3 separate regions of the Mus musculus genome follow, and all the other regions are linked to region 1. Evidence: chromatin loops called from intact Hi-C (ENCODE). Cell type or tissue: heart. All regions are shown on one strand. Region 1 holds the start of Fut8 (fucosyltransferase 8). Region 2 overlaps Fut8 (fucosyltransferase 8). Region 3 has its middle 23 kb from the start of Gm35240.

Evidence for each region. Hi-C counts contacts between places; a loop is a spot of excess contacts. Peaks named below come from ENCODE experiments on the same cell type or tissue, not always from the same donor. Only the 100,000 strongest peaks of a DNase experiment are listed, where the experiment ranks them.
Region 2: it touches region 1 in a loop (2.0-fold over the local background); 2 of 42 quality-filtered maps call a loop at or near these places.
Region 3: a loop joins it to region 1, with 10 times the contacts of the local background. A loop is called at or near these places in 9 of 42 quality-filtered maps.

The regions. Positions count from the first base shown.
Region 1 is chr12:77,236,784-77,244,783 of GRCm38, forward strand. Fut8 (fucosyltransferase 8) reads left to right here and starts at 1,321. Exons shown (of 12, transcript NM_016893.5): 1 at 1,321-1,416. 9530018F02Rik (a long non-coding RNA gene) reads right to left here and starts at 2,443. Exons shown (of 1, transcript XR_003950200.1): 1 at 1-2,443. In heart, CTCF peaks have their summits at 2,275 and 4,290; DNase peaks (open chromatin) are centred at 1,248 and 1,958; H3K4me3 peaks cover 2,613 bases; H3K27ac peaks cover 2,110 bases.
Region 2 is chr12:77,460,279-77,468,278 of GRCm38, forward strand. It overlaps Fut8 (fucosyltransferase 8), which reads left to right. Exons shown (of 12, transcript NM_016893.5): 11 at 3,782-3,932. Among named protein-coding and RNA genes, the nearest start is that of Gm25926, 46 kb to the left of the region's middle. In heart, no CTCF peak of the experiment used is centred here; no DNase peak of the experiment used is centred here.
Region 3 is chr12:77,526,599-77,534,598 of GRCm38, forward strand. No RefSeq gene overlaps it. Among named protein-coding and RNA genes, the nearest start is that of Gm35240, 23 kb to the right of the region's middle. In heart, a CTCF peak has its summit at 4,909 (motif pointing left); no DNase peak of the experiment used is centred here; H3K27me3 peaks cover 360 bases.

The sequences.
Region 1 (8,000 bases):
GGTAACTATATCCTGAGCATGGCCTGAAGGATCTTTGAGAGCAGCGTACTGTGACACTGAGCAGAGACCTGAACTGCTGAAGAACTACTTTCTCACTGTATTTCAGAGTCATCAGTTTGGCGCTTTCTTATATACTATGCTGTTCTATAAAGATGTACTAAGTTCTTCACAAATATTTCTAGTGGCTTTTTCTTAAATAGAAAGTAGGTGGGATGCTTTGATTCCTATAGTTTTAATATTTCCTAGGAGATAATTAAAGCCAGATTAAAGGAGCAGAGAGTTCGAGGCACACATAAAACTTTGAATGTAGAGATCTTCAAGTACTGCAAATGGTAGCGTGTGTTAATTAACTAGAAATGGTTCCTCTTTTTCCCTTGAATACATTCAAGCCATACATCCTTGTTAAAGTGCTTTTTAAATGCTGTGCTGAAGCCTCAAAGTAAACATTTTACCTCTGACTCCTAAAAATGTTCCAGGCTGTGGGTGTAGCCCAGGAGAAAACACACCCTTAGCATGCACATACTCACACAAAAGGAAAAATAATTCAGGGTTTTGACTGTTGAAATTTTAGCCCTTAATCCATCTAAGTACAGTATAAGCCTAAATTTTGCTTATTTGCAACAGAGAACTGAGAGTCTCACGGAAGTTATCTACGCATTTAATAAATGACTACAGATTTGTTGAATGATGACACCCAAGCTTTTTGGCTAGATCATAATTCTGACTTCACCAGAGTTTTGTGTGACCTTCAATAAGCCACGGTGTTTTCTCAGAGAGCTTTATTTCGAAGAGACATTAACCCAGTCACAGGTCCGGAAAAGCTTCTCAGGGTGCGGAGCTCCTGAAGGCACAGGCATTTTTTTTTTTTTCCTTTTTAAAAAGCACTGTCCTTTGCATTTTAGAAACACAGTTCCTGATATAGAATAAACATTGGGAATTTATGAGAGTTATTAGGTAGGTTGCATTCTTGGCAGGCTACGACCTCTTTAATGTCTTTTCTGTGTTTTTTTGATTACTAGCATATAAAAGGGTGGCCCTGTTTACTCAGAGATACGTTTCCAAAGTATTTACTAGTATTTATCTGTGCTGGGAGGAATAATTGTCTTGAGGGCAGCTTTTCTACTCAGTCACCCGGCTGAGTCCTCAGGCTTGGGATCTGGTCCCCAGGCTACAGGGAAGAGTTCGGCACGGGAAGCTCATCTTCCGGCCCTCTGATTGGCCAGTTCGCACTCCACTCACTGGTTTTCCCGCTCTGATTGGCCCCGGCAGCACCCCTTCGGCCCGCGACTACTTTGTGTGCCCTGGCTGCGCGGCTGGGTCCTCCCGCCCAGCTCGCCCTCCCGGACGGTCTGTCGGAGGTAGCCCTTCGGCACTCGGCTCAGCATCGCGGGCGTCAGGATCCCCGAGTGCGAGCGGGTAGGAAGCATCCTAGGGAAAAGCCTCTCCTCTCCTGTACTCAATAAACTTCCGCCTCCGAAGGGCTGAGGCAGCAGCGGCTGCGAACGGCCGGGCTTCGAACTCGGGCTCTGCGGGGTTCTTTCTCTTCAGATGAAGACAGAGCCCGCAGGGTAGCCGGACCGCCCGGAGCCGAGGTGGCACTGTGTGCTGGTGCCTCAGCGGATGAGCAGCAGAGAGTACCCCGAAACTAGTACAGAGCCCTATTGAGCCCCAGCGGGGTGCGCCTCTGGGTGGTGGGCCAGGCCGGCCAGGGCGTGGGGAGCGCTGCTCCCCTCAGCCTCCGACCCTCAGGCGGCCTTCGCCTGTAGAGACCAAAGCCGGAGCCCGCGCGCGGCCGCTGTCCGGCTGGAACTCGGGTCCCGCCGTGGCCCGGTGGATGCTGCAGCTCCGCTGTCCACCCGCACAGAGAGGAAGGGGACGGGGCGGAGCCTGTGCACATGCCAGGGTCGCTGGAGGAGGCCGCGGCCGGCGCATGCGCGCCCTCCCCCAGCAGGCTGGGACGCCGAGGGGCGCGCGCCCCTCTCCGCGCGCGCACGCTCGCTCGCTCGCTCCCTCGCTCGCGCCGGCCGGCGGCTTCCCCGCCTGCGCTCCCGGTCGGAGCCACTCCGGCGCGTGCGCGCGTGGTCTCGGGCCGACCCGAGTGGCCGGGTTCTCTGGGCTCCAGGCCCCCGCCGCCCCCTCCCCGGCTCCCAGCCAACCCGTCCCTCCCTTTCCTCACGGAATGGGGCCGGCGCTGCTCGGGGTCGCGCGTCCTGGACCCGGCTCGCGCTCGGTCTCGCGCTGTCAGCCGCTGCCTGGCTCGCGCCGCCTTGCGCTTTCCCTCAGTCAGTGGCGCCGAAGGCTCCGTTAAGCGGCGGCCGCGGTTCCTGTTTCCGTTTCTTCCTCTCCCTTCAGTCGGGAGTAGCATCCTCCACCCCAGCACCCCTCCCACTCTCCCGCCGCGGCCAGCTGCAGCTGGAGGCAGCGGCGGCGGCGACGGGGGACGGCGCCGACCGCCTCGCTCCCGCCTCGGGTAAGGGGGCGTTAGGGAGCCGGGCCCCGCGCGCCGCGGACTCCAGGACGGGGCGGGCGCGGGCTCTGTGGAGCCTGGGCTCGGGGCGCTCCTTCGTCCTCCCGCCGATACCGGGCCTGTTGCTGCAACTGCTGCAGCCGTTGCTCAGCCAGCGGCCCCGGGAAAAGTGGGGAGGGAGCCTCCGGGACACCCCGGCGTAGCCTTGGCCCCTTGGGTGAGGGGCGCCGCGGCGTCGGGCATCCCAGGACCTATGGGATGGGGGCGGGGTGGGAGGTGTCCCTCAGCGAATCTCTGCATCTGCCGCTCCTTGCCCCCGCAGCCGGGTCCCCACGGTCAGACCGTGGGAAGGTGGGTTCCTTTGCTTTGCTTTGCTGTGTGGGCTTCTGGGGCTGGAAATCAGAGTGAACCTGCACAAAGATGCGTTCTGGCTAGTGGCTGAGGCAGGGTAGTTAATGGCCTGGGTGCCTCGGTATCCCCTCCCTTTGATCTGCGAATGACAAGCTGGAGGCTGTGGAGTGTCTCAACTTATTTGGGAAGGTTAAATGAGTCATATCAGCTCAGCGGAGGTCTGTCCTGCTGGAGTTGGGGTGGTTTGTCGGTAGCAGCACCTGTTCTCTGGATGTGGGCTTTGCAATCCTCAGAGACGTAATTCTTAAGTTAAATGGCACTGTCATGGTTAGGGTTTCGCACCCTGGTGAGCTTTTAGCGCTTTGCCTTAAACGTGGAGGCCTTGGAGAAAAGCAAAGAAAGTAGTGTTTTTCCTTGTGTCTAATTCTGCACGTTACTTTTAAGAAAACGCAAGAAGGTGAGCCCAGGAAAACCATATCCTCCCGTACCTCCCGTAGATCACTCCGAACTTAAAGGTTTCAGGGAACAAATGCAATGGAAGTTTTTATCAATTTAAGAGTTAAATTTATCACAAGTCACTGACTTAACTTTGCCTTTGCTCCGTAGAAACTCTTAAGAAGGTTTTATTTTAGTTGTCTTGTTCTTCCTGGGGTTAAGTGCTTATTTATTTTCTTGGTTAAAGTTCTGTGTAATATGCATACTTCTTTTAAAGGGTATATCATATATAAAGTATTTTAGGGGAGAAATTATATACTGAAGCAAAGAAGTAAGATGCTTCTTTTCTTTAAGGCAACATAGGAGTCTCTGACAATAGTACGCTCCTGTACATTGCTGTCCTTCTGATAAGAAGTCTTAATTATAAATACGACAGTATTTTAACACACATATATATAGCATTTGAAATTGCAGGCCGAGTGAAAATGTAGGGAACAAGAGACGACTAGGCTGTAAGCATATGAGGGTGGCTTGGAGGTTTGGGTTTTCAGTTTGCTGTTATAAATCGAGAATTCTGTTTGAGTTGAAGAGCTGAACAGCTGGAATGAAACTTGCATAGATTGCAGGAACGTGCAGAAATGTCTTTGATCAGATAGTGAGTTAATATGAAGGGTGTCTTGTGATCTACTAGGAGAGTGATTCAAAATAACTTAAATATGACACACTACAGATTGTATTTTAAGGATTTTTTTAAAATCTAAAAGTCATTTGAGGTTGTTTTCTCTGTAAGTCAGCTGTATTTGATATATATAGAACGGAGACCAAGACAATCATTCTGATTCTATAATGTGGTCTTTAAAAAAATAAAATCTAAATAATTTTTTTCCAAAGGAGTAACAGTGACCTCAAAAGTGATGAATTTTGAAATTTTCTAGTGTGTCACAAAATGTGTGTGTGTGTGTGGTTTTTTTTTTTTTTTTTTTTTTTTTTTTTTTTAAATGCAGTTATTTTAGGTTGGTCTGGAGGGGGAGCTAGTGCCAAAGCAAAGTGTAGCTTAATAGCTGTTTGAACTTTTTAAACATCTAACCAGATTTTTATGACCAGGAGAAGTATACATTTTTTTAATTAAAACACTAGAGGTATTGATGTGGACATAGTAACTGTTCATAGTTATTTGTGGGGTGTGTATATTGGATATTAGAAATTAGTTTTAGAAATCGATCATGAATAATGAAAGCAGGTGTTTAAGTGTTTTGAGTTTCTTATCTACAATTCTGAAAATGTGTACTACAACTTGAATGTGCTGTAGCATCTCACTCCTCTCAGGCAGTGCGTTGATAGTGGACTGTGCTCCTGACCCTCTGCTCGTATTGAGTATTCTTGCTTTATAAAATCTGCACTCCCAAAAAGGTAAAACAAAAAGCCAAAAGATAAAAAGCTTCAAGCAGAGTCCTGGAGAGATAGATATATTCACTGTGTAGTGAATTCTCTCTGTTAAAACCAGATAATTTTAGTAAAGAAATGTTGGATAGTTGGACAGCAGTCTCAAGGTCATTTTGCAGCCTATTATATGTTGAATTTGTTTGAATATAGAATAGTTATTTTTATGATGTGTGACATTTTGTTTAATTTCTAAAGTATATGGGTTTGATTTGTGTCTGATCACTCACATGCTCTTTAAATCTACAAAAATTGATAATGATGTGTATTTAAAAATTATTAAAATATTTATTTTTTTGAGGGTAGTGATGAGCCTTTTGCTATTCACATTCTTAAGTAAATAGAACCTTACCAGTGCTAATTAAAAAAATAGATTCCTTTCCATTCAGTGGTTGTTATTGGTTTACTTTATAAATTGCATTTAGTAAAAGTATATTGGTTTAATTAAATGATAGATGTGCCCATTTTATAGCATACTTATAAACCTGGAACTATTTTGTTTTGCAAACACAAGATTTTTAAAAAGTCAGTATGTTTTTTTCCTTAAAAGGAAACAAAAGTAAGATTGTAAACATTTGAAACAAAAGCCCTGTTCTCGGTGTTACTGCTTATCTTGTGCTTTTCAGATGAGTAGGATGGGAGTAAGGATCAGTACAGATTCCCTGTGGTCCTCTTACTCTTTGACTTACATTTCTCTACCACAAAGTAGAATGGATTACTGTTTGAATTGTTTTTAACTTGTAGCTTATTATAGTGACAGTCAAAAGTGTTTAAAGGTAAACACATATTTTTTACAACTGATTTTTAAAGAGCCTTAAAATCCCCAACATACTATAGAATTCATATAATACTGTACATTTTAAAAAATAAAATATGGGCCAATAGGGCCCTGCTATGGAATTAGGCCATGCATGTCAGTTTAAGAGTTATTCATGTATACTACAGAATGCATAGTGATAATAGGCTAATTTCATTTAAGTTGCTTTTCAGTTTTCTTTTGTGAGGCAGGGTCTTACTCTGTAGCCCTGGTTGGCTGGAAGCTAATAGGTATAGCTCAGGCTGGCCTTGAACTCATCCTTCCATGTTCTAGAGTTAGAGACATGGAACATTACACTTTTTTTTCTCCAAGAAGACTTTATTGTCAAAACCTAATAGTCATGCATTACTACTTAAGACAATAATTCTTGGTGATTTTTTTTTTTTTTGGTCAGAAAATGATATTGTAAGGGGGAAATATCACTTAATAAGATGTCAACTCTTATTAATACTTAGAACTAGAATGAATTTGTCTAGAGTATAGACAGCATAAACCAATGGGCTATGGGAATGTGGCTTAGTTGGTAGAGTGCTTGCCTCATCCGAATGAAGTATCAGGTTTGATCTTTATCACATGCATTGCATAAAGGGGATGTGGAGGTAAAGGAAGGATGGTTAGAAGTTTAAGAGTAGCTAGGGATGGGAACATTGTCTTAAATCAACAAAAACAAGTCCAGAAACAAACAAACAAAAACCTTCTGTCAAGTGAAATATAAACCATCAAACTAAATGCATACCAATGTTTACAAATGACTTCACTTTATAATTACTTTATATGTATTTGATGCAATTGATAATAAATTTAGATTATTGCTAAAGATGGAAAATATGGTTAATAGCTTCTCTACCAAATCCACTGTCTTTTGTGTGTCTTACTGTGTTGCTCAGCTGGCCTTGATTTTGCTGTGATCCTTAGCATCAGACTTTTGAGTGCTGGGATTACAGTCATGCTCTCTCTTTATGGTGTTTTTTTTTTCCTCTTAGGTTCATAGATTTTTTTTTCCAGGCAAAACTTTAGTTGGTGTGTTAAATAGATTTGTTCTAACTTTTTTTTTTTTTTTTTGCTTGTTTTTGTTTTTGAGGTAAAGATAAAAAAGATTAGAATACCAGTTTTGTAGAGTTTAACATTGTTAAGTGAAAATAACGGTGACTTGATTTGAAAAGGGTTATGCAATATGAACTAACCAGTACCTCCAGAGCTTGTGTCTCTAGCTGCATTTGTAGCAGAAGATGGCCTAGTTGGCCATCATCGGAAGGAGAGGCCTTTGGTCTTGCGAAGATTATATGCCCCAGTACAGGGGAATGCCAGGGCCAGGAAGCAGGAGTTGGGTGGGTTGGGGAGCAGGGTTGGGGGGAGGGTATAGGGGAACTTTCAGGATAGCATTTGAAATGCAAATGAAGAAAATAATCTAATAATAATAATAATAATAATAATAATAAAGAACATCAAAAAAGAAAAGAAAAGGGTTATGGGATGGTGAGTATGTATCTTAGTGGTAACTGTGCTTAAAGTCAAAAACAAAGAGAAGGTAGTATGGCATTAGAAAGGTTGCCAGTTGCATTATTGCTTTACTTTAAAGCATGTCTCTTATTTTCCTGGAATGCATTCTCTTGCCTCTTATGCTATTTCTGTCTGTGTGTAGAGCTCCTGATTACAAGGAGCCGCCTTTTTAAGAAAATGAATTATTTATCTTTGCATACCTCTTTGCAATAATATACTGTAAAAAGCAATACAGAATATGGAGATTCACTGAAGAGAACTCAGTCTAAAATGAACAACAGTGTTCTTTACTCATGGGAGTTCACAAGGGGAAAGTGTCAGATAACTGGAGCCTTAATCAGATAGGATCAGACTGGTTCAGTTTGTCTGGCCGTGTAAGTAGCAAGTGGTCATAGTTTTGATGTCTTCTTTGAATATTTCATTCATTCACAAATCAAGTGTCAAAAGATTGTAATTTTGAGAAAACATACTCAAAATCAGCTAACACGTAGAAAATATTTTGCTTTCTTTTTTAACATAAGGTTTGATTTTTCCTATTCCTTCAGAAAGCTTAACAAAATTCTAGGGCTTAAGGTGGCTATTGAAATTCTTGAGGTGGAAAAGTCCCTTCCTTGTCCTTGGTAAATTGATTCTCAGAAGCTTCAGGAGTAAATAACCCCGACTGCCTCCTCGTACAGAGTTATAGCCCTCCGTTACTCAGGTATTAGCACAGTCTGACCCTGCATGTAGATTGTCAGGTGTGGGCACATGTTACTTTTAATCTGTAAGTATTCTAGGAATAGTCATGTTCTCAATGCTAAGTATGTCTACTAAAAATGGCCAGATGATATACAGTCAAGAGCAGTTCCTCTTAATTCAAAAGATGCTATTAGTGCTTAACTATAATGACACAAGGATATAATGGAAATGAAATCAGCAAAAATGTCCATTTTGTAACAGAGTTAGCAGACCAGGTGTCAGGTAAGACTAATTCCTGTGACATCTGTAACT
Region 2 (8,000 bases), 220 kb after region 1:
ATAGCAGGGCCTTTTAGTTAGGAGAGCCCTGACTGTTGGTGTCCATTCTTTGTAAAGGGGCCACTCCTTTGTTAGTTTCACAGAGCTAATGAGATTAGCTTTACTCAAGGGTGAAACCCACAGCAGTTTTGCTGGTTCCTATTCTCTGCTACTCTTTTGTTTTGTTTTGTTTTTTGTTTTTTGTTTTTTTTTTTTTTTTGAGACAGGGTTTCTCTGTGTAGCCCTGGCTGTCCTGGAGCTCACTCTGTAGACCAGGCTGGCCTCGAACTCAGAAATTCGCATGCCTCTGCCTCCCGAGTGCTAGGGTTAAAGGCATGCACCACCACCTGGCGCTCTCTGCTACTCTTAAGCATTTGCAGATACATTTGCTGCTGTTTGTAGCTTGGATATGTAGCTTGATCATACACACTACAAATATTTCAGGTTTTCTTTTTAGAACAAATGTGACATTTTCTTCACCTTACTGGTGTTGAGCTGAGTAAGGCAAAATACTAAAATCAATCAATCATAGGGTCTAGTAGGCACAAGCACTACATGCAGCAGTACAAAGCGTGCTCTGAGTTTTTGCCTGTACTGCCATTTTATCAGAGGCAATCAAGGAAGCTCCTTAGTGGCCATGAAATGATAAGAAATTTGGAGCAGCTATTCGGGGATTGGGATAAAGTCTAAGGTAGCACTCATTCAGGCATGCATTTAGTCATAGCATTGTGTGAGCAGCTAGTTCCTATCATGTGAGGAAAACAGGCCTGAGCCTAACCTTGGAGAGTATTGTTTAGAGGCAGAGTATAAACTAACTTTTAATGTTTTCAGCGTTTGTAAGTAAGAAGCATTGTCTTCATTCATTTATCCTTTTACTGTGTTCCTGAGTCCCTTGTAGGTATTGAGAGTACTCAAGTGAACCCTGCAGATGAGTGCTTATGTTGAGTAGAGCTTAGGTTCCAGTTAGGGATAATGGAAGCAGGAGAGGGATGCAAGCAGTAAACAAAGAGTAAATATATACCACATGACAAAAAAGAATGCAGGCAGAAAGTTAGGAATTTTACATTCAAACTTCAAATCAGGTGATTCTGAGTATAGATTTAGAGAGCTGTAAAGATTAAAATTAGACATAGATGCTTATGACAGCAAATATTTGTTGAATGTTTCCTATTTGTCAGGTACACTTGTAAGCACTCTGTGTGTTAATTCTTAAATGAAATAATATAAAGGAAGAATGAAGGTTACTCCCTTTTCAGTAAGGTGCCTGAGATTTCTTTTTTTTTTCCTTAGATACTTTCTTTATTTACATTTCAAATGCTATCCTGAGAGTTCCCTGTACCCTCCCCCCGCCCTGCTCCCCTACCTACCCACTCCTACTTCTTGGCCCTGGTGTTGCCCTGTACTGCAGCATATAAAGTTTGCAAGACCAAGGGGCCTCTCTTCCCAATGATGGCCAACTAGGCCATCTTCTGCTACATATGCAGCTAGAGACACGAGCTCTGGGGTTACTGGTTAGTTCATATTGTTGTTCCACCTATCAGGTTGCAGACCCCTTCAGCTCCTTGGGTACTTTCTCTAGCTCCTCTATTGGGGGCCCTGTGTTCCATCCAATAGATGACTGTGAGCATCCACTTCTGTTTTTGCCAGGCACTGGCATAGCCTCACAAGAGACAGCTATATCAGGGTCCTTTCAGTGAAATCTTGCTGGCATATGCAATAGTGTCTGGGTTTGGTAGCTGATTATGGGATGAATCCCTGGGTGGGGTAGTCTCTGGATGGTCCATCCTTTTGTCTTAGCTCCAAACTTTGTCTCTGTAACTCCTTCCATGGGTATTTTGTTCCCTATTCTAAGGAGGAATGAAGTATCCACATGTTGGTCTTCCTTCTTGATTTTCTTGTGTTTTGCAAACTGTATCTTGTATATTCTAAGTTTCTGGGCTAATATCCACTTATCAGTGAGTGCATATCATGTGTGTTCTTTTGTGATTGAGTTACCTCACTCAGGATGATATCCTCCAGATACATCCATTTGCCCAAGAATTTCATAAAGCCATTATTTTTAATAGCTGAGTAGTACTCCATTGTGTAAATGTACCACATTTTCTGTATCCATTCCTCTGTTGAGGGACATCTGGGTTTTTTCCAGCTTCTGGCTATTATAAATAAGGCTGCTATGAACATAGTGGAGCATGTGTCCTTTTTACCAGTTGGAGCATCTTCTGGGTATATGCCAGGAGAGTTCTTACTGGATTTTCCTGTAGTACTATGTCCAGTTTTCTGAGGAACTGCCAGACTGACTTCCAGAATGGTTGTATAAGCTTGTAATCCCACCAGCAATGGAGGAGTGTTCCTTTTTCTCCACATCCTCGCCAGCATCTTCTGTCACCTGAATTTTTGATCTTAGCCATTCTGACTGGTGAGAGTTTTTTGTTTTTGTTTTTGTTTTTTGATTTGCATTTCCCTGATGATTAAGGATGTTGAACATTTTTTCAGGGGTGCCCGAGATTTCAATCTTAGTCTAAAGACTTACACACCAAATCAGTGATTTTTAATTCAGAGCAGAATCATTTGAACAGGTGTAGACTTTTTCAAGACAACCAGTTTTGATATTTTTTAAGAACATATCTTATATAAGACTACCAACATATTATTTGGCAGACATCCATCCACAGTAGCTTGCTCCCATAAATCCAGTAGAATGACTTTTCTGTTACTGTTATGGCTAAGAATAATAGATGGATCTTTTAAAAGGATGGAAATTGAAGACTGTAGGTTGTCACAAAGGTTTTGACTATTCATTTTTAAATTTATTTACATTAATAATGTGTAAAATTAATGAAGACATTTATATGTTTACATTTACTCACATCTGATCTGTCACAATTATAAACTAAAACTTTAAATGAAAGTCTGTCATAGTGTATTTCTAAAACAGCTCCATTTAAATATGAAAAAGCTCAGATAAACTCTTTGAAGGGTGATCATTACCAAGAGAATAAAAAGCCTCATGCTCTGTCATGAGTTACTAAAGCTCATAGTGATATATGTGTGTGTTTAAGATAATATTCCATAATACGTGTTTTGAAACATGGTTCCACTGTTTGGCCAAGTGTGCCTTGAACTCAGTCCTCCTGTCTCAGCCAGCTAAATATTTGTGTTATAGGAATACACCACTGTACCTTGCAGGATATTCTGAATTAGTTTCTTTTTCATTGTTCACTTGAAAGCTGCTTCAACTATTCTATTAAATATTATCAAGTTCTCACTGTTAAAGAGGAAGTTTTTGATTAAAGAAGTGATCTCCTCAGAGACAGACACCCACAACGAAACAGTAGATAGAGCTTGGGGACTCTTATGGAAGAGTTGAGGGGAGGATTGCAGCCCCCAAAAGAGATGGACCTCCACAGGAAGACCAACAAAGTCAACTAACCTGAACCCTTGGGGTTCTCAGAGCCTGAACCACTAACCAAAGAGCACACACACGGGCTGGACCTAGGCCTCCCCAGCTTGGTCTTCATGTGGGTCCTGAACAACTGGAGCATGTTTTTCTAGCTGGGCTGCCTTGTCTGACCTCAGTAGGAGAGGATGCACCTAGTCTCGTAGAGACTTGAAGTGCCAGAGTTGGGGGATACTCAGGGGGACCATCACCTGCTTAAAGGAGAATGGGAATGGGGTGGGGGAAAGGCTTGTGAGGGGGCAATGAGGTGGTAAAATGAGATGTAAAGTGAATAAATAAATTAAAAGAAAAAAGAACTGGGCTATAGAATACTCTGTTTAGTTGTTAAATCTCTTTCTTTTTCAGGTACTCCAATTATGAATTTATTAGTGATAACTCTATTTCTTGGTCAGCTGGACTACACAATCGGTACACAGAAAATTCACTTCGGGGTGTGATCCTGGATATACACTTTCTCTCACAGGCTGACTTTCTAGTGTGTACTTTTTCATCCCAGGTAAGTGGTAGTATGTTTTAGTGGCCAGTACTCACTGTTGAATTGAGCAGGAAAATTATTTGTGTGTCTGTGTTTTAAGTGTTAGCATGACGTAACTCAGGATAATTTCCCTTTATGCTTAGTAGTAATTTGTTTTGTAAAATAGTAAAGAAATCCCATAGAAAAGTTGTTTGAGTACATTGAATATTTAGTTGTTTGCAGCAATGGTTGAATACATCTCCACTATTGTCAGTGAAGTACTTTAAAGTATTTGGCTGTTAACAGCATCTAACAGAAACAGCAAGTAAAGTGAGTTTCTTTTGTACATTCTGATTCTGCAAACAGCTAATATGTAACCAGACTCCATCCATTTCAGCTCATCGCTGATACTGTGAGACTTAACTTCCCAGCCGGTTTGCCTCACTTGCTGGCTTTATAGTAATGACAGTAAATGCAAGTCTTTTACAAGTTCTGTTACATTTTTGTGAAGTAAAAAGGTCTATGCTAAATTTAAATAATTGAACTTTAAAATACTATACTATCACAATAGCTCCTGGAGCTTGATCATTGCACATAGGCTATGGGTTGGTGTGTATGTGTGTTTATGAGTATCTAATGAATCTTCAGTGTCCTATGGAATACTGGTACTACAGTATCTACTGAGAATGTTATTCTTTCCCCATTTGCCCTCTTATCACTGGTTAGCTTATTTAACCAGCCATTGAGTGACTATACCCAAAGTAATATTGTATGCTAAGAGGACTTAAAGGGAGTTTGAAGATATAGGTTTGGCTCTTATTCAGAATCAAAATACAACTAGAGGACAATTACCAAAAATTACAAATAGGTAGAAAATAAGTATGCTTAAATGCTGAGAACATTATAGTCAAGAAAATATATAAAAGAAAACAGTTTGCATGGAAGTACATTTCAGAAAGAATAAAGAAATGGATCTTTTTATTTTATTTATTTATTTATTTATTTTACAATATGGCCATCAGTATACCTTATCACAGTAGGATGTTGGTAAGATTTTCAGAAGGTGCTTATCCATGCAAAGGCTCTAGTTTTCTTCATCATGAAATAAGAATATAACTCACTATATAGAAACAGCTACACAAATCAGGAGTCACACAGAAGGGATTCTAATATCAACATAAAATCTCCTTAGCCTTCAAATTTCCATGAAGGCATCTAATGGTGATATTTCACTGGAATGAGGGCCCTGTCTTCAAAAAGTATGTTTTCCTTTCTCGTTGCAGGGGGTCAGATGTATATCTACTTGACCCCACTCCTATTTTTGAGAACCTAGCTACCTGATAATACAGACTAAGTAGGTTATACTAGGAAAACACACACACACACACACACACACACACACACACACACACACACTCATATGTATGTGATAAAAATTAATGAAAAAAGAGGCTGTGAATTTGAAATAGAGCAAGGAGAAGGGCATGTGGGAGAACTAGGAAGAGGAAAGGGAAGAAAGAAATGATGTAATTATATTATAATCTCAAAAATAAAAGGAAAAAAATTTTAAAGAGCCATTTTCAGACCAGTAAGATAGCTCAGTAGATAAATGTACTTGCCACCAAACCTGATGACTTGAGTTCAGAGTTCAGTCTCAGGATATGCATGCATGTATTCGTTCATAAATATAATATATTTTTTAAAGCCACTTTTCCTGTGTCACTACCTGCCCTATTGACCTAAATTTTAGACCTGTACCTCTAGTCCAGTGTTTTTTTTAATCTAGGCACTGCTGGCAGATATTTGTTATGAAGAACTCTACTATGTATTTAGGGTATTAGGAGCATTCTTAGTCAAGAGTACTGTCAACACTAGTTGTAAAAACCAAAAATGTCCCTCAGCATTGCCAAATGCCCCTAGCAAAGTTGTCTCAATTGAGGAGCATTGTTCTAATTTATAAGTTCTAAATTAAATAAAAATATACACATCTCATTTATAGGGATGTGTCCAGTGTGTTTGTTTTCTTCTAGCCCTTCTTAAGAATCCTTTTATGCCATTCAGGGATGGAAAGTGATCATTTTTCTTTTTCCTTTTAAATATGTACTTCAGAATTTTTGAACAGCCAAGATTTTCTAAAGATGGCCTGCTCCAGATCACAAATGATCCTAAATTCATGGCTGTGGGTGGCAGAGTTGGGATAGTTAGCCATCTCATGAATAATCTACAGTGTTGAGATTGAGGGCAGCCAGCGATACCATAGGCTGTGATTCCCTACCAGATAAAAGCACATTCTCCTACTTCCTCAGCTTGTGTTAGTAATGCTAATTTATTTGTACAAGTGTTGGGCAAATACTCAGCTTTTGAGATAAATAAAATAAGGCTGCAGAGATGGCTCAGCAGTTAAGAGCATTTGCTGCTCTTGCAGAGGACTTAAGTTTGTTCCCAGCACTCACATGGTGGTTCACAGTCTTTTGTAACTCTAGCTCCAAGGATCCATCACCCTCTCCTGACAGACACCAGGCACACACGTGGTGCACTTACATACATGCAAACAAAACAGTCATAAACATCAAATGATAAATATTTCTAATTTTAAAATTACTGTATTTTCCAGTGAGAAATTTATACCTAAAATAAAAAGAATTGGTCTTATGACTCTAATTTTGATCTGGAAATCATTACCACCATCACTCCATGATAATAGAATTTTGTCTAGGACAAAGAAAAACGACACAGTGCTTTGCTTTGTTTTGTGTGTAATATCAATCATTGAGTGAATTCAGACCTTGGATCCAGAGAAGCAGAGATCGGTTGTGAGATTTTTTTTTTAATCTCCAAATCATTCCTAAAAACTGTTGATAAAATTCACCCAAAGTAAATTTGTTTGCTTTCAAGACAGGGTTTTTCTGTGTAGCCCTGGTTGTCCTGGTCCTTTGTAGACCAGGCTGGCCTTGGACTTAGAGGTCTGCCTGCTTCTGCCTCCCAAGTGCTAAGATTTGTGTCTCACACAAAGTGAATTTTAGCTATCTATACCAAAGAAAATCTCAAACAATGTTTTATAACCCAAAGTAGACTTGAATAACTCAACTATTTTATATTAGAGTTCAAAATAGAAGTTTTTGTAAAAGTAACCTTTTTTTTTTTTTTTTTTTTTTGCCTGATGTAACTGTGGTCTCCAAGGCTAATTGACTGTGTGCTAACCTCAGCCTAGTCCTGGAAGCTTCTAACCTCCATAAAAATTTCCTAGACCTAGAATGTTTTCAGGCTCTGAGACCTGCTGCTGAATAAGCTCAGCCTTTCTTGTTCTTTCTGATCTCCGGCTGGATGATTCAACTCAGCTGTTCTCACTCGAACTCCTCTCCAAGCTGACTGATTCAATCTTCTTTCTCAGCCTCTCCTGAATTTCTCTTTTTGGTCTCATACTAACTTTGGCAATATATTCTAATCTTCTAGCTCCTGTTTATTCTCTGATTCATTCTGTCTTTACCTGCATCTAGCTTATTCTCTCTCTGCAACTGTCTCTATAGCTGTCCTGGTAAAACTGCCTCCTTCCCCTCTTTTCTCTCTGCTTTGTTCTCTCTTCCGTAGCCTCTTTTTTTTTTTCCTTTTCTGTTCTTGTGAGAGTTGACTATATCCTATTTTGTCAAATCTTTCTCTGATTTGTCACTTTGTCTGCCATTCAGTTAGACATCACTTTCAAACATGTTGCCTAGTGCATAGTTTTTGTGAGAACTAAATACTTGTGTCATGTGGAACAACAATAGTACTCAGCAACAGTAATGTATTAAACACGTTAGCTGCTAATAGGCAAATAGGTATCTGAACATCATTGCCTCTTCTAGAGAATTTTCAGTGTTGGTTTTAGCATCTATTTTTCACATAGCTACATTTCAAACTATGTAACCTCAGATTTTAAAAGGAACATGAAACATGTGATTCATGAACTCCATTATCTCTGCTTGTGGTCATGGGAGATGCTTAGGCCCACAGAGTCACTGTGGGGACAGGCACAGCAGTTCTTCACAGGGACAAATAATTAGCAACTTCAGCATATTAATACCAGTGAACCACATGGCTTCCATTTTATTTAGCTTATTGAAAAATATATTG
Region 3 (8,000 bases), 290 kb after region 1:
AGTTGTGTTCCACTCACCAGAGGACTTAGGATCCCATGGCAGCTCCTGTGTGGTTCCTTGTGGGTGTCCGTAGACTCCCCCGGTCCAGGAACCCCGGTGCTGCAGTGGGCAGGCTGGAAGGGACTTGAGCCCTATATCAGGCCAGGCTTCCTGCTTCCTTAATTAATGCAGTCTCAGGACCTGCGCGATTGGATTGGAGTAGGCGCTGTGTTCCACTCACCAGAGGTCTTAGGATCCCGTGGCGGATTCTGTGTGGGTCCTTGCGGGTGTCCGCAGACTCCCCCGGGCCAGAGACCATGGTGCTGGTGCTGCAGTGGGCCGGCCGGAAGGGCACACGGAGGCTTTAGACACATGGAGGAGTCTGGCAGCTATGTTTCCATCTGATGGGCAGGAAACGGGGGAAGGAAGGCAAGCAGAGAATAAGCCTGGTCACCGACACTCTGAGGCCCGTGTTCTTCTGTGCCCTCCTGAACACTTCATAGAGGCGAGCTTATCTACCTTCTCCTACCCCTCACAGACATCGGCTCATCTCCACTTACAGGAAGGACAAAGAAGTGCAGAGAAATGAGGTAACTCGGAACCACAGGGCTCCTACAGGGGAGCAGGGGAAGGGAGTAGGTGAAAGGGGAAGGGAGTAAGGGAAGGCAAAGCAGGCCTTGCTGGGTCCCCTAGCATGGAGACTATGCATTTTCAGCCACAGTCTCAGGAGACAGACGCCCTCCTTTCTTGGCCTGCCTCTCTTGGTGTTCTCAGGTAGATGGAGCCTGAGAATTGGGTATAGAATTTACAAGTCTAAGACTCACGTGCAGACAGACGGGATCTGCGGAGGGCCTGCATTCTGGATCACAGGGAGGCTTCTCATGGTGTTGCGTCCTCACATGGGGAGAAGGAAGCAAGCTTTCTCCAGAATCCCTTCCTGATTTGTTTGTTTTTGAGATTGAATCTTGCTATGTAGCTCAGGCTAGTCTTGAACTTGTGATCTCCCTGCCCCAGCCTGAGTACAATTGGAAGTGTTTGCACCACACTTGGCCTTCCAGGATCCCTTTCACAAGGCCATTAATCCCATTCATAAAGGCTTCACTCTCAGCACTTAATTACCCCCCACGCCATGGCTTTCCTCCAAATGCCATCACCCTGGGAGTTAAGGTTCAACACAGGAATTTTCAGGGAACATCAATATTTGATCTATGGCTCTGACTTTCCTTTTTACAGTGTTGGCTCAAACATATTTCTCTTCCATGCAACCAAAGATTCTATCTACTGCATATTTAAACACCTAGTCACTTTGCACCTATATGAAACAGAGTTTATCAGTAGTGTCTCCAAAACACAGACAGTGTGATATTCTACAAGCCAAGGAACCCATAAGTGTCTGGAAGAAGCCTGGGGCAAAGTTTTCCTCGGAGTCCTGGGAACACATTGGTTTCATGGCTCCTCCTGACTTTGAGATCTTCTTCTGTCATGTGTGCTACCTTGTAAGGACGGTAGATTAAGCAGTTTGGCCACAGTAGCATGGCAGTTAGTGGTAGAGAGGAGATGTCCCAGAAGGGCTGACTGCCTTCAGCCTCCTCGATGCCAGAGCTAACATCTCTGGTTCTCTCTACTGCTTCATTTCACAAGAGAGGTTGAGGATCCACAGCCAATTCAGGCAGAACAATCTAGATAGACAGCACTGCTGGAAACCTTCAGCACACTGGGGAAGGAGCTCCTGCCACAGAGTCACAGACAGATGGTCACCCAGTGCCTGCCTCAGTCCCTGCCAGGAACAGTGTTATTCCCAGTGTGGGCAAGGGCCTGAGAGCTGGACTTGAAATCCTGACTTTGCTTCTCAGAGCTGAATACCCTTGGTCAGGGAGCCCGATTTCCGCATATCTCAGTTTCCCTGTGAATAAAACAATTACAAATCCTACTTTCTGATGTCATTATGGCAAACAGGATCACACCTAGGAGGAAGTAGGACCTTAAAGACAAGAGGGGATTGACTGTCCACCTATGCTCTGTCAGCCCCCATAATGAGGGCCACGGGTGAGAGCCACAGGCCCTCCTTCCCTCCCTCCCCATGGCTCTGTCTAAACCCAGCCAACCGTGGAACCTCCAGCTTGGCTCTTAGTATGCAGAGCCCTTCCTTAAGCTTCCAAGTGGGAAAATCAACATGAAAAATTAATCTTGTATTTTTCCTCTTTTTCTTTTTCTTTTTTTTTTTCAAGTGGAGAAATTATTTAGGGCTTTGGGGAAGAGGGCCAGCTACTTGCTATGCGGCGGCTCATCTCTTTGCCACCACCCCTGCCATGTTCAGCAAATGAGTCTTCTATTCTCTTCCTGGCAGGTGGTCTTACAGCTACATGTGTTCCTGCATCCAACGGGGTGCCGAGGGTGGGGGTGGGGGAACACAGTGTGGTGATGACTGCTCTTTCTAATTACTGCCATACCAGGAGGCAAAGGGACAAGCCGCCGTCAGCTTGCGGGCCACTGTGGAAACACCAAGGATCCTGGTTGTCAGGTTTCTGTGGCTGGTGGGACTCGGCTGCCTGATGGGTCACCTGGGAGTGAGCACTTCCTTTTCCCCAAACAAGCTCTATAGCTGTCATGCTGACAGGGACACGGCAAGTCATGCCTTTGTGCAGGGTGCTCCAGAGCCGAGGATGGGAGATACAAGTAGCAATCTAACACAGCTGCATCCTCCTGGAAGAGAAGAGGGAGCTCCATTCATCCGTGCAATGAAGGTTATTGAGACCTATCCTGGTGGAGTGTACGGTCTAATGGGAAAGAGAGATATTAATCAAATACTGTCACAGATATGTAGTTACAACCCATGGCCAATGCTATAACAAGAAAATACAGGAGTTATTGGACTGTACACGGGGACCTGGCTTGCTCTGAGGTCAGAGTAGTCTTGATGAAAGCTATAAGCACAGATCGTGTAAATGAAAGGAGGTTGACTCTAGGAAGAGTTTGGAAAGAACTAACAAGCTGTGTGCACAGATGGAGGGTGACGGAGATGGATGCTGCTTCCAACTTAAGTTTCTAACCAGAGTAACTGGAAGTTGAGAACAGTTGGGATGGAGAATCAGCTGAGCAGGACAGTCGGCTTGGGGCTTGCCAAGTTCACTGGATGCATGGTGGTGGTTGGTGGTGGTGGTGGTGGTGGTGGTGGTGGTGGTGGTGTGTGTGTGTGTGTGTGTGTGTGTGTTGATGGTAGGGTGTGTGTAGATGATATGTATATATGTGTGGTGTGTATATGAAGCATGTGTACATTGTATGTATGGTACATGTGTGAAATATGTCATGTACTATGTGTATGTATGTCTGATGTATATGTGTATGTATGTATATATATATATATAATGTATATATATTATCCATGTGTGTCTATGATATATGTGTGTGTATATATATATATATATAATCTACCTATCTATATCAGTGTGTGTGTGTGTGTGTATGCATGTGTGGTGTGGTATGTGTGCCTCTGTTTGTGTGATATGTTGTCATATCCCAAGGCAGGAAGCAGATGGTCTACTCGGGACTTGACTGTGGCAGTCACAAAAGGTAGTTCCTTCTTTACTCTCAGACATGCGGCCTCTCATCTTTGCTTCTCTGTGTTGACTATACCCTCATGCCTTTCCCTGCCGAGTGCTGCTGCTTTCATAGACACACTAGTGGTTTTAAATTCAAGACTTCAACATTGTGCACCCAAAGAGTCTGTATTAGGTTGGTCTGAACAACCCACTACAAGAGGCATTCAATGTACATGTGTTAAATACCTACTGTGTGTTGAGGATATTTTAAACATTGGAGGTGCAGCAGGTTTCAGAGTAGACTCCCCACTCCTATAGGCTGATGTCCTTATTAGGGAGACAACTGGACAACATGCAAAGATCTAACACTTCAGGTGACAAATGCAGATCAGAGACGGTGGGGCAGGCTGATGCTGTCTGTCCTTGTGACAGCTGACCTGAAGACCTTTCTGTGCCCAGGAGCTTCAAAGCAAAACTGAAAGCAAGTGAGCAATAGTCCAGAAGGCCCTGAGACATGTGCCCTCAGCCTGTAGGAGACCGGTGCGGCAAGGTGAGGGAGCCGTGGAGGTGTGTTCTACGAGGCAGGCAGGTTCATAGAATGTGAGCCTTGAGCAGATCAAATGTTCCTGTCGTGTAGCAGATGTGCTCTGGAAGCAGGAGGAGGCCAGGTGTGGAAGCGCAGAGTCCAGGGAGGCAGTTAGGAAGTTAACGCAGTGATCTCCATGAGAGATGATGGATGTGAACCAGCCAGAACCCGAGGAGGTGAGGAGCCAAGGTCAGAATTTGGAAAGATTTGAAAGTTGAACTAAGATAATTAACAGCTGTTTGATCCAAGTGGACTTTTTAGTTCAACTGTGAATAGGGAAATAGTATGGACCCAGTATAGCCTATAGATGGACTGGTGAGAAGGATGAGGGGAGATCAAGAGGTACAAAGCAGCCCCTCAGGCAAGTGGGGAACAGATTCTTCAAGAGGAGGCCTGGACACTCGTGTGGTTGGCATGCTCTAGTGGCTCATTCAGTAATGCTCAGAATGTCATATGAGGAACCTGCTCTAATTCACTTTTCTATATGAGACCACCTCAGTGAGGATGAGGGACCTGCTGAAGGCCACACAACGGGGAAAAGGAGAAATGTGGGTTTGACCTTGTGAGTCAATCCGACTCCCAGAGTGCATCTGCCGTGTGAGCAAGTGGCCAATGGTGCCCAGGCTAAGGACAAGTCACCAAGGTGGGACGTGGGAGACCATTTTGTCCTCAGCTAGAGTGAAGTGCCACAGTCAGGTAAGATGCAGGGATAGCAAGGGAGCAAGGGGCCATGCTGGGAGACAGCATTGGTGGAGCCTGCAGCTCCTCCCCACCCCCAGTGGACCACACTGCCATCTGCTGGCAACATAGCTCGGGCAATTGCCCCCTCAGAACCTCCAGGTACCTTTTTATAATACACAGACTAGCCTCAAACTCGGCGAATGACCTTAAGCTTCTTGTCTCTTTCCTCTGTGTGCTGGTTAGTCTTATGTCAACTTGACATAAGCTAGAGTTATCTGAAAGGAAGGGACCTCAAGAGAGAACATGTCTCCATAGGATCCAGATGTAAGGCATTTTTCTAATAAGGGATCGATAGGGGAGAGCCCAGCCCATTGTGGGTGGTGTTATCCCCAGCTGGTGGTCCTAGCTTCCATAAGAAAGCAGGCTAAGCAAGCTATGGGGAGCAAGCCAGTAGGCAGCACCCCTCCATAGCCTCTGAATCAGCTCATACCTCCAGATTTCTGCCCTGTTTGGGTTCCTGTCCTGGCTTCCCTCAATGATGGAAGTGTAAGCCTTCTCAGCTTGCTTTTTTATCATAGTGTTTAATTGCTGCAATAGAAACCCTAGCTAAGACACTGTCTCCCAAGTGCTGAGATTGCAAACATAAGCTACCTTGCCCAGTTTGTGTAGTGCTAGGGATAGAACCCAGGGCTTTGCTTATGTTAGGCAAGCCCTCTCTCTACCAATGAGCCACAGTCCCACCCCAGCAAGTACATCACTCATGTTCCATGTTTGCCATGAATCTATTGCATCTCTGGTATATCATCCTATCTTGCATGCTAGCCATGGTTGACAGGGTAGCTCGTCCCTGTCTGGTCCTTTGCTGTTTAGAGGTAAGGAATGGGGATTATTGAGGACTTGGGGAAGTTCAGTACATCTTCAAGTAACAAAGACATTTCCTTAGACCTGCCTCTAAGAGATTAGAAGTATTCATGTTGGGTATAAGAGCTCAAAATGGACAACAAAAGTCCTGGAGAGATGACTTTGCAGTTAAGAGCACTGGTTGCTCTTCAAGAGGACCTGGGTGGACCTGGATTCAGTCTTCAGCACCCACATGGTGGCTCACAACCACCTGTAACTCAAGTTCCCGGGTATCCTACCCTTGCTTCTAGCTTGAATGGGTACTGCACTCACGTGGTACACAGGCATAGATGCAGGTAAAAGAATCATCACATAAAATAAAAATAAGTATTGAAACAGAAGAACAGTAGACAGAAATGTTAACAGGCTTGTGCCAGGCTGCTGGCATGGTCGCTGAGTCCTGTGAGACAGAAGAGGCAGAGGCTCTCGGGGCTCACGTCTTCCTTAACCTGAGCCCCCAGGCTGTGGCAAGCTCGAGTTCCCCTCTGTTTCCTTCCTGCCAGAAGCTTCCTGACTTGCAGTATCTGTTCCTCCACCTTGAGGGCCACATCTTTCCTTCTGTTTCGGCTCCTTCGTCCTCCAGGTGCTCCTCCTCCTGCAAAGCTGCTTTGGTTTTACTTGTATGACAAGTTGAATGCAAACCGTTGGGAATTACAACTTTGGGTGGAGGCCTCCAGCTTCCCCTGGTTGCCCCGAGTCTAAAGCTGTAGTCTTTGCTCTCTCGTGGGAATGTATGGGAGAAGCGCCATCACCTTGGGGCAGAAAGACAGTAACAGAATTACATTCTGGCAGAGATGCTTCCTGGTGGTTCTGACAGCTTGCGTACTGCACAGTTTAAGGTAGTCTACAAAAACAAACTCATCACTCACCCACCAAATTGTATTTGTTAAGAATGCCTGTACTTAACGTGGCTGAGGAGATGATGGATATACAGTCAGAGAATGTAAAACAGGCATCCAGAGGGGGGAAGAGCATGCGTTTTGCCATAGGACTTGAGAACCTTGGAGAAACTGCCTGGTGGAGTTGGTATTTGATATGGGCGTTGAAGGAGAGAATTTAGTTGGCAGAAATTAGGGCAGTAGGCAGAGAGAACATTGTATATCAAGGTAGGGGTGTGTGGCAAAATGGAGGGTCTGGTGCTGCATTTGGCTCTCTGGGACATAGCCAAGCTTCAGCTACTAAAAGGGGGCTTTCCACTTTGGGGGTTTTGGTGTTGACTCTGAGCGTCTTTAGAAGGGAAGTTGGCTCAGACCTGGGTGTCCACTTTAACAAATGCCCTGCCTGGGTAAGCGTGATCCTTGGACAGGTGTTTCAGAAGCAGGATGATGAGGCTGTGTAGGACAGCACAGCCAAGCAGTGGGCACATTGGGCATAACTTTGGACCTGCAGCCAAGTGGTTTGGTTTTTAAAGTGGGAGATGGCTGAAAAGTGATATAATCCTGAGCCAGGCCATGCAGGATCAGGCTGGCCCCCAGGGATAAGCTTTGTGGCTAACAAGCTGAAGGCACGGAGACTAATTACTAGTTAATTGTCACACAAGGGTACAGTGCTAGTGGGTGAGCCTGAGTATGTCACCAGGGCAAAGTTAGCAGGACCTGGTCCGTCAGTGAGCAGGGAGGAGAGCTTGGCAGGTGAACACCCAGGCAGTGCCCTCTCAGGAGCCTACCTAAAGCTGGGCCAGCCAGGCACAGGGCTCTCAAAGGTTAAGTTTCTTCTTCACAGGGGGAAGGTGAGAGAAATGTGGTTGCCTGAAGCCTGACTTCTTAGGGTACCATGCCTTCCATGAATCTTTTCTCCATGGAAGTCATTTTCTAAGTGTCTTGGAAACGCAAAACAGCGTTCCACACATCTGGAGGGCTGTTTAGTTGACAGAGTAAGCAAGGAAGTTGGATGGAGAAATACTGACATCAGGACCAAGACAAAAGACAGACCTGCTCAGGAAGTGCCTTGTTTTGGCTCAGAAACGGAAATTTCAGCCAAACCACAAGGTCAACAATGCCAACTGTAACAGCTCCAGGGTACTGGGCTCCCTTTCTGCAGTGAGCCCACATGTCACAGCTTCACCCACATCCATGATGGTTCATGCCTGGATGCCTTCAGAGTACCACTTAACAGATGCAGACATGGAAACATAGATGTAGTCATTGGCTCATTCTCACCTTTCCTGGATGGCAGGGCTGACCTTCTGTTTAAAGATAATGGGTGACTTGGTCTGCAGTGGGGCAGAATTTGAGAAGGATATGAGTACCAGGTAGCGAGAAGAGGGTCTACTCTGTCACCTCCAGTCATTCAAAACTAGGTATATAAAGTCTACA